Regions from separate parts of the Mus musculus genome. Here regions 1 and 3 are each linked to region 2. The links are chromatin contacts, found by Hi-C or POLR2A ChIA-PET in ENCODE. All regions are on one chromosome and are shown on one strand. The core of a region is the stretch at or near the end of the contact, and the rest is flanking DNA. Distances in the headings are between cores, read along the strand shown.

Region 1 (4,579 bases), core at 312-2,811, 98 kb after region 2:
CATATCCCCATCCTTTGTTCTCACAATACAGTTGTTTGGTAACGAAAGCTCAGGGTACTGTCTACTACATATTTCTCTCCCTGAACCTACCCTGCCTCCTGAGGGAGGGCACCATCTTCTTCCCTTAGCCTTATCTAATGCAGAGCTTTCTAAACACCTGGATTAGTCGCAGCATTTCCCTTGTACTCCTGACTCAGAAAGCGCCACATCTTAGAGCAGTTCTCAAAGAATATGGCACTGACTGCTTGCTGGTGCCTGCTACCGTTACACAACCAACATCCAAAGTGAGGAGCAATTACACCTGAGAGGTGTCTTACTCTCAGAGTGCCGTGCCAGGAAAAACTAAAGATGCCAACAAAAAGAGACCTTCCCCGTCCTTACTCTGCTACCACTGTTACAATGATTCCCCTGGACTTTTTATCTTCCTCAACATGACCAACTCAGAACAGGTGGCAAGTTTTCCTCTTGCAAATTCTTAAAGAGAAAGAAAGCGGGCAGCGAACGCCTTTAATCCCAGCACTCGGGAGGCAGAGGCAGGCGGATTTCTGAGTTCGAGGCCAGCCTGGTCTACACAGTGAGTTCCAGGACAGCCAGGGCTATACAGAGAAACCCTGTCTCGAAAGAAAAAAAAAAAAAAAAGAAAGAAAGAAAGAAAGAAAGAAAGAAAGAAAGCAAGCAAGCAAGCAAGCGGGCGATGGTGGCACACACTGTTAATCCCAGTGCTCGGGAGGCAGAGGCAGGCAGATCTCTGAGTTCGAGGCCAGCCTTGGTCCACGGAGCTCCAGGGCAGCAAACGCTACACAGAGAAACCTTATCTCGAACCGTCTCCATTCTCCCGCCCCAAAAAGAAAACTTTAAGGGAAGCAAACTGAAGGATGTGCTTGCTGCAGTCTGTCTGATCAGCTTGGAACCTTGTGAGGTAGTTTTAGAACGTAAGACTCCAGGTGTGAAAAGGCGCGAGTGCTGGGAATGGTGGAAAACACAGTTCCAAAAAGATCACTTCCTCACTCTCATCTCACAGTACCCAGAAATGGTTCGCCCCAAACCAGACTCGTACTCATATATAAATCCAGGAGTCACAAATACAAGTTTCCCTACACCACTAGGCTTATGAGTTGCTTTTTTTCTCTGAACTACCCAAAGCAATGCAGGGTGAGTTCACGTCCCTATTTGTGGTCATACTGTAGGCACCCCTCACCCCCCCACCCCCCGGCCACTTCTCCCAACCGCAGGGACGCTCCAGGACCCCCCAGGCCAAGGGTAGAGCTCTGGAGCGCAGTGCACGGCACTCACCTGCACCGCGTGGCTCAGCCCCTCCAGCGCCGCGTAGTTGAAGGAGTCCACGTGCGCCCGCGTCAGGTCCTGCAAAGCTGCCTTTTGCTGCTCTGGGGGAATCCCGTACGAGGGGTCGGTTAAATGCTTTAGGCTGGGCCCGCTGGGCAGGTTCCGCCACCGGCCGTCGACATCCATGCTTCTGCCAGTCCCGGACGGGAGACCGGAGCTAGGACGCTACTCGTGGCTGGCTGGAATGGCCGGACCAACCCCACAGCCACCCTACCCCGTGGCCTTCTGGGAAATGTAGTTCCTCTTGTTCGGCCCGCCCCACACTGGTCCTTTCTTTTCTCAGAGTCGACTGGAAACTTACACCATGGCGTGATTAGACCGGTTAAAACTACGCGCAGACATGAAGACACGCCTTTAATCCCAGCAATCAGGAGGTCAGGTATCTGTGAGTTCGAGACCAGTCTGGTCTACAAAGAGAGTTCCAAGTCATTCAGAGTAGTTACACAGAGCTGTCTTGAAACACCGGGGTGGGGGTGGGGGTGGGGGTGGGGGTGGAGAGAGAGAAAGAGGCTTCGCTGTTTTGTAACCTGCAAACCATACTAAATCCTGCTCCACTTTAGTGTGTGACCTCTGTGACCCATATTAGCTTAATTCGTTAATTAGGACCTGATACAAGACGTATCTTTAAAGGTTCCCTTCTGTCCCATTCTGGAGTTTTCCTATTGCACCCTGATGCAGACCTCAGGAGACTCTGGATTCTTGGCTTCAACTAAAATGGAGGTGTGGGGCACCAACCTGTCATTTCTTCTCAACTTGTCTGTTTATTAAAATAATATTTATTTATTTATTTTTGTTTCTTTGTTTTTTGAGTCAGGGTCTCTATGTAGTCCTGGCTGTCCTAGACCAGGCTGGCCTGGAACTCACAGAGGTCCATTGTCTTTGCCTGAGTGCTGGGTTAAAGGCATGTGTCACCCCCAGCCCCCTCTTTCTCAAGTCTTTGTTTTTTTGTTTAGTTTTTCTCATACATTGCATTCCAACTGCAGTTTCCCCTCTCTCCACTCCTCCCAATCTTCCTCCCCACCCCCCTTCTCCTCCAGATCCACTCCTCCTCTATTTCCCTTCAGAAAAGAGCAGGCCTCCCTGGTATATCAACTGAACATGGCATAACAGGTTACAATAACACTAGGCACAATCCCTCATATCAAGTCTGGACAAAGCAAATCAATAGAAGAAAAGGGGTCCCAAGAGCAGGCAAGAGAGTCCAAGACAGCCCCTGCTCCTACTGCCAGAAGTCCCCCAAGAGCACCAAGCTATACATCCATAACATGAATGCCGAGGACCTAGCTCAGAGCCACACAGGCTCCAGGACTGTCTCTTCAGTCTCTGTGAGCCCCTCTGAGCCCTGCTTAATTGATTCTGTGGGCTGTGCTTATGTCTACTCAACTCTTAATGCATGAAGCACATCAGCAGGACGGCAAGCAGTAACCAGGCCATGCTACCCAGAAGAAAGGAAGCCACCCCAGCCTGCTTCTGGGCAATCAAGAGCAAGAGGTAGGAAGGTGGTTGGATAGTGTCAGAATTCGTGCTGTTTCTAGTGTTTGGCTTTTACAAATATCCATTTTTCTATGTGTGTGTTTTCAATTCCCTTAGGTATCAGAGCTAAGAACCACGTTTCTGTGTCATATTACCTATGTTTACCTTTCTGAAGCCCTGTGAAACTATTAAAGTGAGCTGTACAACTTCACATTTCCCCTTAGCAACATCATTACTAGTACCTGGTACTATCTTCTGATTATAGCAATCTTATTATTTGCACAATGGTATCTTTTGTGAGCCCTGGTTAGCATTTTCCTAGACTCCAGGGCCTAGAGGATAATAGTGTCAAATATCATTTCATGTGTTTAAGGGTTGATGGCATATTTCCTCTGAAAAACGTGAAGGGAATCAATCCCTTTCTGAGAATTGTTGAGCTTTTAGATGCTTTCTGTGTTTTCATGTTGTATCTACAGGTATGAACAGGAACGTGTATGTATTTATCCTATGTGTGGAGGCCAGGGGATGGCAGGCTCTGTCTTCCTTTGAGACAGGGACTGTCAATAGCTTAGAGCCACTGAAGAAGTTAGGCTGGCCAATGAGCCCCTGGGAGCTGCCTGGCTCTACCCTCCGCCCCCCCCCCACCCCCCCCGTGCTAGGGTTAAAGCTATGTGCCACCAGGCCTGGAATTTTTTTAAGTGAAGGTTGACTATTAAACAGGTCCCCATGCTTCAAGGAACACACTTTACCAACTGAGCTATCTTCCAGCCTCTTAGGTACATTTTAATGGTATTTGTTCATTTTTATAAAGCAAGGTAGATTTTGGTCATGATTTTTAAAGAAAACCTCTTATTTTTTATTTATGTATATGTGTGAGGCCAGGGGTTGGATTCCTTGGAGCTGGAGTTAAAGACATTTTGTTGTTGTTGTTGTTGGTTTTTTTTTTCTTTTTTCTTTTCTTTGTTGTTAAAGACACTTTTTAATTACCCACCATGGGTGCTGGGATCTGAACTCCGGACATCATGGTTGAACAGCAAGTACTTCTAACCACTGAGCTCTCTCCAGTGCCTTGGTCACTGTTTCTCCCAATATGTTCCTATTTTCCTTTACCCTCCCTTCAACTGTTCCTGCTATGTGCATGTTGGTGTGCTTTGTGGTCTACAAAACACTGCTTTGTAAATTATTCTTCTGTTCTTCATCAGACGTAAAATCTTACTTGACTCCACATTCGCCGATTCCTTTTGGCCAGGTCAAACATGCCCAATCATTTCTAGTGAATTTTTCACTGTGCTAAGCCAACTTTTCGCCTCCAGTGTTTCCACTTGCTTTTATTCAGAATTCCATCCTGTCTCCTGACTGATATCCTCTCTGGTCTCACGTGCTCTGCTTCCTTCAGTTCTCTAACACACTTGAAATCGGTGAATTCAAGGGTTTGCTTAGAAGGTCCAACACCGGGCCTCTTCAGGGATAGGGTCCATTCTCTACCCATCTGCCATGTAGGTCCTTCTCTCTCTTGGTATACCCCACAATTAGTATCAAAAATTAGGAAATCTTAATTAATTTTGGAAACTAGAGACTCTGCTCTCTCTAGGACCTGTTGTTGGTGATCACCCTCAATATTCACTGTGAAGCCTATGTTCTTTGTAATGTGTTTCTGCCTCATTAGCTAAAAGCTCAACTAATGATCGAGCCAAGATTTTCTTAAATAACCACCTTTGCTGAGGGTTCTGTTCCAGTTTGGTGGTGGTGACTTCAATACCTG
Region 2 (4,116 bases), core at 1,584-4,083:
AAGAATACCATATCTAGAGGTTGCACATCAATGAACTATTTACTCAGTCACACTGTGCCAAGCTAGAGATATTTATAATGCTCCACACGTGAAACACATTCTGCCAGACACCTAATGGTAAGTATAGGATCAGGAAGGAGTCAGGGAAGGACTTCTATTGAGAGAAGTCATTCCCCAGAGACTCCGAGAACTAGATCAAGAAGCAGGGAGTCTAAACACACACCTTCCATTAAGATAAGGTACCTATCTCCCCTCACTCAGATTTCTGCTGTTTAGGGGAATTTTAAAAGAGCTTAACAAAGGACTGTTAAGAGCCACTCACCCTAGAAAATAGGACAACTCTGTCTCCTGAGAAAAATTCATTTATTCTTACTGTAATTCAGCCCAGAGTCAACAAAATCCCTTGTTGTCGACTTTTTTTTTTTTTGTGTGGAGCCAGGCTCAGTCTCCATGATAAAAGAAATTGCACTAAGTCTCTCAAAAGGGGTTTTCAAGTAGTCAGGAAACTCAATGGCTTCCTGTTTTTTTAAAGCAAAAAGAAAACAAAACAACCCCCCCCCCAACAACTCATCCCTACTCTTCTTACTGAGAAAGTGGAGTCCCTACAAGTAGAAAGCCTCCTCTAGAAACTTCTATGTACTTGACAATCAACATGGGAGAGGAATTTAAAAAGGATTCTGTGACCTGTTGAACTAAAAGGTTACAATTCCACTTGTCCTGAATGTAGTGACCTAGACAGACAGAGCCACCTTAAACAATGTTCTTAGTTTTCACTCCCAGTCTCTTTATTTCTTGGCAGACCATAGAACTACTCAAGTTTTTCCTTCCTGAATGCCCTCTGGGGCATTAAAAACTTGCTTCTTTCACAGAACTCCACAACATACAGGAGGTATACAGAACAAAGAACTTTTTAGCTTTTCAAAGCCACATACTTACATACCAGTCACATCTGAGAAGAATACCAGTGAGTTTGAACAAGACTGAATGTGACTCATGAAAGGTCGCAAGTAGAAAGGTTACCTTACGGAGGATGAACGCACGAACAAGGAAGAATAAAATTCCAGACATAATACCAGAAAGCAGCGGAGAGACGAACCACGACATCACTGGAATAGAATACAAAATGAAGTGTCAGGTCTGGAAAGTACGTTTTTGTTAACAAGACCCCGAAATGGTAGGTGCTCCATTTCTGATACTCTTCAACTTGCCCCTCCACTTCACTCCCACTCCACGACACACAGCAGCACACAACGAAAATAAAACCATTTAAAATTCAACATACCAATTTTTATCAGTTCAGACCACTTGACACCCTTCTGCCCATTTGCCACAAGGGAGAAACCAATGGTTGCACCGACAATACAATGGGTCCCAGAAATCGGAAGCTTCAAAAACGAAGCCACGAGCTGCCACACAGCAGAACCTGAAACAGAATTAATCAGATTTTGTCAGGTAGATGGCAAAACTGTTACATAAGCAGTGCGTCCTTGCGGAGAGAAGGTTCAAGACTGGAGCGAACATAAGGTATAACTACAACTTACCAAACATAGCACTGACGGAGCCAGCCATGAGCAGATCTTGAGTTTCGTTGTACAGCTCCACATCTATCAAGCCGTTCCGGATGGTTTCGCTCACTTTGGCCCCCAGCAAGGCGGAGCCCACAGTTTCGAAGATGCTAGCTAAGATGCAGGCTTGCTTCAGGGTCACTACACCTGAGCCTACAGCTGTACCGAACGAATTTGCTACATCATTGGCTCCCACGGAGAATGCCAAGACAAATGCAATGATGAAGCCCAGGATGAGCATCCATAGATTGTCATACTTCGGTGGAGCGGAAGCAGTAACAGCAGCTAGGGTACTAGTAATCGTTGCCACAGTAGATTCCATTCTCTAGTGTAGTGGTTCTTTAAATAATAAGAGAATTACTAAGCGGCTTTTGAGATGTGTAAACGGAATGAGGTATCAAAATGCTATAATAAATAGTATATATTATATAAAATTAAATACTGTAAACTACGGCACGGAAACCGAGCTGGGGAGTTACTGCTATACGCTGCTGCGTCTGGGCGTCTGTTGTCTGGGGTTTCTTTGGCTCTGGAGGGCTAAAAGCACGGAGCAGAATTCCATGGCGGATTAGAGAAAGGACGCAAGTTCATCCTGGGGGGACGAAGTGGAAGAAAATAACAATAGCGGCGCATCTCTGGGAAGAGGGCAGCCTGGGACTCCGCATAGTCCCCCCCCCCCCCGCCCGTCACTTATGTCTTCAGTCCCCCAAACGCTGTGCAAGGTGGGGCACAGGGCGATCTCTGTGCTCCCCCACCCCCCACCCCGTCCCGCCCCGCCCCGCCCCACGAGTTCTGTTCAGTCTCCGGCCGCTTGCCCGCGCGCGCCCTCCGTGGATGATCGGAAAAAAGACCATTCCCGCGCGCGCCTGCCGAGGACCGCCGAAAAGGCCCGCGGAAGGGCGCGGCGTGCGTGGGGAGGCGGGAGGAGGACAGCAGCGTAGCGGGGTCCTGCAGCCTGCATCCCACCCCCGCCAGCCAGCTCCCCACACCCGAGCCCACTCCAGAGAAGAAAGGACCTTTGCACCACCGGTGCCGCGCCGCCACTCACCAAAGGAAACTGAGGGCCGAACAGAGAGACCAGAAGAACGAGACTGAGGCAGGCTCGAGCCACGGTCGCACAACCCAGGACGGCAACACCGGGCACAGCACGGAGGGACTCTCTACCCACTCGTGAAGCAGCCGCGGGCGCCTCAGCAGGCGAGAGGTGAAAACACGCAACGCGCGCCGGCGGCCATCATATAGAGAGCATGCCGCCGGCTCCTATTTATAGCCGGTTCTGCGCCCCACGTGACCTGCCGAGCCTCGCGCCCGCCCGAGGTCCCGCCTCCGATGTGACGCAACCACAGGCTGGTCGGGCGCGCCTAGCCGGGTGAGCTGGGCAGCGGCGCTGATTGGCCTGGACGTCCCCGGGGCCCCGCCCCCAACGAGGAGCTGGTCCACGTGGGACTGGCTGGCCGCCTCCCTGCAGCCTCGCCCGGGTTATCCTGTCTGCGCTGGCCACGCCGGGTGGCTGCGGGCGGGGACTGTGGGGGAGTCTCGCCCAGACACGCGGGGACTGAGGCCGCCACCAAGGTCGTTCCGAGTTTCTCCCACGCGGGCCCGGGTCAGCTCGGTGGCGACGCGGAAGAGCGGGTGTGCTGAGACTTGCCCTTGGCCGGACCCGATCTGTACCTCGCCCGGAGAGGGTGGAGGGATCTCACGTGGCCACCTCGCTCCCGCAGTCACGCACTTGTGTGAAAACGGAAAGATTCGGGAGTCACGAGGATAGGCTTGCGTTCCCAGCTGTGGCACTGCGCTGAGGGAGAGCCATGGGTCATTAGTTTCCCGGCGCCGGACCTCCGTTTTAGGAGCCCCGGCTATGGCGCAGCGGGGAGGATGTTACTTTGGATTCGAATTCTTAACTCATATTTGCTGCAGTGTGTCACCTTGAACAAACCCTAGGTCTCCTCAAGCCGAGTGCTCTGGAACGAGAAATAATAGCAGAGTGAGAGAGACTGGAGGACGGGTTGGAATTGTGTGTAAAGCACAACAAAGATGCATTTCCTGTCAGCTCATCGGGGCTAGTGGCGACAGGCAGTACTAATTCAGGTATTCTGGTTACAAGTTCTTACCCAGTAAGGAGAATCATATTAGCTAAGATATAAGCATGTGACTGGAACTCAATAGATGTTCAGGAAATGAACCTTCATTTCCTCGTTACTTTTTTTTTTGAATGTGCCTGTTTTAGAATATAGGAAAAGGTTACAGAGGATGTCCTCATCCTGAAAGTTTTCCCATCCCCTTTTGAAATAAAGATTGCTTCCTGGTCCCCTACATGGTATAAGGTTGTAGTTCTGACAATGGATTAGTTCGTTTTATTGCCTAAGCTCAGAACTAACTAGTCACCACTCCTTGGGAGATTTAAGTTATGTGGGTTATAAAGAAACTTAAGAATTCCAGCCAGAAATACCCGGTTTAGAACGCTCTAAAACGCTCTCTGCTCTCCAAAGGTAGGGCAACGAATAGCAGAAACAAACATGTTGTAAATTATAACTTCACAGGAGTGTCCTGT
Region 3 (4,360 bases), core at 1,200-3,699, 98 kb before region 2:
ACAATCAACTCATTATTATTAATCATAATTAAATAAAACAGGTTTGAGCTGATGTATTTATTTGTTATCTTTTCTGTTTGGGTTTTGCAATGGGATGGTTTGGGTTTTGTTGTTGTTATGTTTTGTTGTGATGCAGTGAAGGGGTTTTTGTTATTTGTTGTCTTTATTACTTCACTGCCTAAAAGTTAGGGACAACTGGTCAGCACTCACGTAATTCACTAAAGTTAGCATCACCTTACAAAACCAGGATTCCACACAGCTCTAAAGGAGATGTCACCATCAAATCCCTCCCCTCAGAGGTCAGGGAACCCTGTGGAAATGGAGACAGGAGTCGGGGAGACAGAAGGGATGTGAGAACAAGGCCTTCTAAAATAACTGAGCAAAACCCATATGCGTTCACAGAGCCTGAAGCCTGAAGCAGCAGCCGCAGGGCCTACACAGGTCTGCCCAGGTTTCTGTACACACACTCTAGCTTTCAGTTTATGCTCTGATGGGACTCCTGAATGGAAATGAGTAAGTCTCTGATTCTTCTGCCTACTCTTGGAGCTCTTTCATTTTTCTGTTGGCATAGCTTGTCCAACTTATATATGATGATTTCTGTTTTATCTTACTATATTTTGCTACATTTTGTTGTTTTCCCCAAAAAATGCATTTAAAAAAAATTCAGGTTCCATAGCTTTTCTTTCTTTTTTTTTTTTTTTGCTAGCTGCCAGTATTCACAGATAGATAGCACTGAAAATTATAATATTTCCAGGCTCAGTTAAAGGATACAATCCATATTCAGTACATGTGTATGCCGATGTAGATGTCCATACAAACTCACCATATAATGTACCACCAAAACCAAGTAGTGGTTTTAGAGACAATACAGCAGGTTAGAAGCTGCTTTCCTGTGACCTAATGAAAAAGAAAGTCAGAATCAGGAGTAATAGACTCTATTTTAGAAAGTGGGGTTGGAAATTCACAGAAACAATAATTGAACACCTGAAATGTGCAGTAACCCTTCACCCAAATTCTTGTACATAGCCCCGATAAGACGTGTTGAGCTTTGGTGGTATCCAAGCTTTTGTCTGTCTGCAGTAAGTAGCCATGTGTTACATCTCCTCAGGGAAAGTCTTGTCACACAAGTGGATGTCGGGATGTCAGACCCTATGGAGCTAGAGTTACAGGCAGATGTGTTATGTAATATGGGTGCTGGGAACCAACTCTGGTGGCCTGCCAGAGCACTGCATGCTCCTTACCCCAGCCATCTCAGCGCTTTTTATCATATTAAAAAACAAAAACAAAAGCAAAAACTTTTGTGATTTTTTTTTTATTCTCCTTCACTCACCTGATAATGTTTAGGTATGCCAGTGATAACCTTTTCCTTCTCTTTCCTTCATGATTTTTTTTTTCTTTCTAGCAGGCCTTTGTTAGCATTTTAACTTTACCTTGTAGATGTTTTTCTGTTTAAATAAACTATTATGTTTCCATGTTTTATTTCCATTCTTAAATTTATATAATTCTGTTCTTTACATTTTCTATTAGGAAATCTTTGTTATTCTTTTAAAAACTCTTCTAACCCCTTGCCCTTTTCTCTTCCCACCATAACATCCTTCTCCAATAAATATCTTTTACGAGATTTGCTGCCTCATATGACTTTCGCGTTGGAAGAAGCCAAGAAGCAATTGACAGAGGAAGGGAAGAAACAAAGAAGTGGAGCGGGGCAGAGGCTCCTGAGCTCCTGGGCTGAGCTGGAGATACCCTCCCCTGGGAACTGCACTGCCTCAGCTGACGAGGCTTCCTCTCAAAGCTGTGTGGTTCCCCGGCTCTGATGTCTCAGGGTGTCCTTCCACAGGAATACCTTCTGACCCTCAGAGCTCTGTGGTTTCTGGGTTTCCGAGTCTCAGGGTGCCTTTCCAAGGGGACACTGTCCCACCTCAGAGCTGTGTGGCTCCTGAGCTCCTGTGTCTTAGGATGCCCTTCCCTTGAGACACTTTTGACAGATTGCGCCATTTTGACAGCTCCCGCGAGCTGCTCAGGGACTACACGGAGTTATGTTGTTTCTGTCCGGTATTCGGCTACAAGAATGAGAACAATAACTGATACGGACCATTTTCGTTTGGCATGCTATTATTTGCAGCCAAAGCCAGCCTAACTGATAGCACAGAGACTTAGGCTCCGGCTTGTTTCTCCCCGTTTCTTCAACTGTCACAACCGTCCTTAACCCAAATTTGGCTACAATTAGAGCCACTCCTCCGCCAGCCAGCATCACCCACCAGCTCCCACCTCAGAGGCACCGCTGCGGAAGTGACCTAGCCATAGGGCGGGCCTTCTCAGAAACTCTCCAATCGCAGAGCCTCAGGGGAGGTCCCCAGTGGGAATCGCCGAATGTCCATTTCCTGTTATCCCGCCCTCTCCGTCTTTTTATTGGCGAATTTCAAAGTCGCGGAAGCCAATAGGAGCGTCCAGACGGGCGCCCGGTTCTCGTACTAGAACAAGGCGCGCCCTTTGAAGGAAGAAACTGTCGCCGTAGAGCCATGGTGGGGCCCGGCCCCACTGCCAGCGCAGCCGCGGGTAAGTGTGGTCGGCAGCCTCCAGAAGCTGCCAGGCCTCCCCCGCCTGCTTCAGTCTCCCCCGAGCTCAGTTAGGTTAAGGACGCTGGACCCGGGCCACGGCGAGGAGCGGCGCGCTCCGTTGCCGCAGGGGGACACCCCTGCATTGCTAGTTATGGCCAGAACTTTGACAGCAGTCAGGTGGCAGGTTCGGCCCCAGTCCGAGTCTCTGCAGGTTCACTGATAAAATGTGCGCTGTCTGGAGGTTGATTGATAAACTGTGGGCTGAGGCTTAAGGATGCTGTGAACCCTGGCCTCCGAGGGACCTGGAGCCCTTTCTACCTCTCCAGTATGCCCCTCCCCCGTGTCACCTTTGAGATGCACACTCTGTCCTCACTTATGGGCCTGCGGTTCTGCGCACCGTCCTAGGCACACAATTTGTAACTCAAGGGTTAAAAAAAAAAGTCTTGATTCCAAATCCTGGCTTTGCTGCACATTAGTGGGTAAATTTAAGCCTGTCACTTCATCTGAGTTTCAAACAGCCAAATACCTCATAGGATTGATGGTTAGTGTAAACAGCTTAGTAAAGAGCTTGGCACCAGGCTGATACCGTTGGTATTGAAAGCAAGCATAACAGGACTGGTGACTTTATCAAAGCCAAAATAGCTACAGGGAAGTATCATATTTAAAGATATAAAGGGTTTTCTGTAATGTTTTTGGTGTTTGCTCGTGTCCATGTTTTACAGAAGAACGGTGGCAGAAGCTCCAGGAGTACCTGGCAGCCAAGGGAAAGCTAAAGGACCCCAACGCCAAGTGAGTTTACCTTCCCATAGTTACACTGGCTTTGTTGCCCCGGTTGCTAACAGCAATGAACGGACCAGCCCTTCTGTTTCCAGTCTGTTTGACTTGCATCATGGTGAATCCTGTAATAACAAAAGGAGCATTTCAGTCCTTGATTTCAGGCATGACTTAAAAAACAAAACAAAACAAAAAACCAGCAACCCCTAGGCAGTGCTGTCTATTGGCAGAAATTTAAGCATTTTTTTTCCTAACAGTCTCCAAAGGAAGGAAGGCTCTACACTACACTGTTACCCACATCTCTGGAAGCTCTTCTGGTTCCTTCTTTCTCCTGGGAAAGTTGGTTCCCAGCAGCGCAGATTTTGATCAAGAAACTGGAGGGCATTTCTATGGTGTGTGCTTACGAAGACAGGAGAGTTGGTTATGGTCAGTCCACAACAGTGGCATGCCAGCGTCCTCCCAACTTGTCCTTTGGTGTTCCCTGGGCATGTATTTGAGGTGGACAGAACATCCTTTGCTTTTCTCAGCACTGTACCATCTTTGCCCTGTTATTTCTCTCTCTTGCTTAGCAGGGTGTATTTGCCTCCCACTTGAGTAGCTCGGTTGGTGTGTGTATGCCAGAGGGGGATTTTGGGTGTCTTGCTCTAACGCTGTCCACCTTATTCCCATAAGACCGGATTGCTCACTGAACCCGAAGCTCACTGCTTAGGTTAAGCAGGCTGGCCAGCACTCTCTCTCCCATGATCCACTCATCCCTGTCCCCTAGTGCCTAGGGTTAGAGGGATACTCACCGTGCCTGATTTAATGTGGATGCCGGAGATCTTCCTAGCCCAGGTCATTTTACCTTGGGTTTTTCTCACCTCTACTTCCTGGATTAAATGAACCAAAATTGTTTTCTCAACATACCCATAATGTCTCTCTCCTCCCTCCCTCTCTGTGTCTCCTTTTCTTCTCACTCCTCTTCTTCCTTCCCCTCTTCCTACCCTCCCCTGTCCTGTGAGTGGAACTCAGGGCCTGTCACATGCTAG

What was found. A loop is a pair of places that touch in the nucleus more often than their neighbours do. ChIA-PET counts read pairs that join two places held with the same protein, here RNA polymerase II (POLR2A).
Region 1: POLR2A ChIA-PET joins it to region 2 with 23 read pairs in Patski. The contact joins the promoter of Polr1b here to the promoter of Slc20a1 in region 2. A Hi-C loop is called at or near these places in 2 of 37 maps with a recorded cell type or tissue (T-helper 17 cell and left cerebral cortex). POLR2A ChIA-PET finds 5 or more read pairs at or near these places in 4 of 5 experiments (Patski and embryonic stem cell).
Region 3: POLR2A ChIA-PET joins it to region 2 with 11 read pairs in embryonic stem cell. The contact joins the promoter of Ckap2l here to the promoter of Slc20a1 in region 2. POLR2A ChIA-PET finds 5 or more read pairs at or near these places in 3 of 5 experiments (Patski and embryonic stem cell).

What each region holds. Positions count from the first base shown.
Region 1 is chr2:129,097,978-129,102,556 of GRCm38, reverse strand. It overlaps Polr1b (polymerase (RNA) I polypeptide B), which reads right to left and starts at 1,561. Exons shown (of 15, transcript NM_009086.2): 1 at 1,294-1,561. The coding sequence starts at 1,470. It overlaps Gm46764 (predicted gene, 46764), which reads left to right and starts at 1,614. Exons shown (of 3, transcript NR_168333.1): 1 at 1,614-1,723.
Region 2 is chr2:129,197,490-129,201,605 of GRCm38, reverse strand. Slc20a1 (solute carrier family 20, member 1) reads right to left here and starts at 2,833. Exons shown (of 11, transcript NM_015747.2): 1 at 2,614-2,833; 2 at 1,542-2,157; 3 at 1,283-1,423; 4 at 1,021-1,106. The coding sequence starts at 1,887.
Region 3 is chr2:129,295,301-129,299,660 of GRCm38, reverse strand. It overlaps Ckap2l (cytoskeleton associated protein 2-like), which reads left to right and starts at 2,449. Exons shown (of 9, transcript NM_181589.3): 1 at 2,449-2,556; 2 at 3,281-3,347. The coding sequence starts at 2,520. Gm14023 (predicted gene 14023) reads right to left here and starts at 2,291. Exons shown (of 5, transcript NR_040371.1): 1 at 2,259-2,291; 2 at 824-897. Il1a (interleukin 1 alpha) reads left to right here. Exons shown (of 7, transcript NM_010554.4): 7 at 1-51.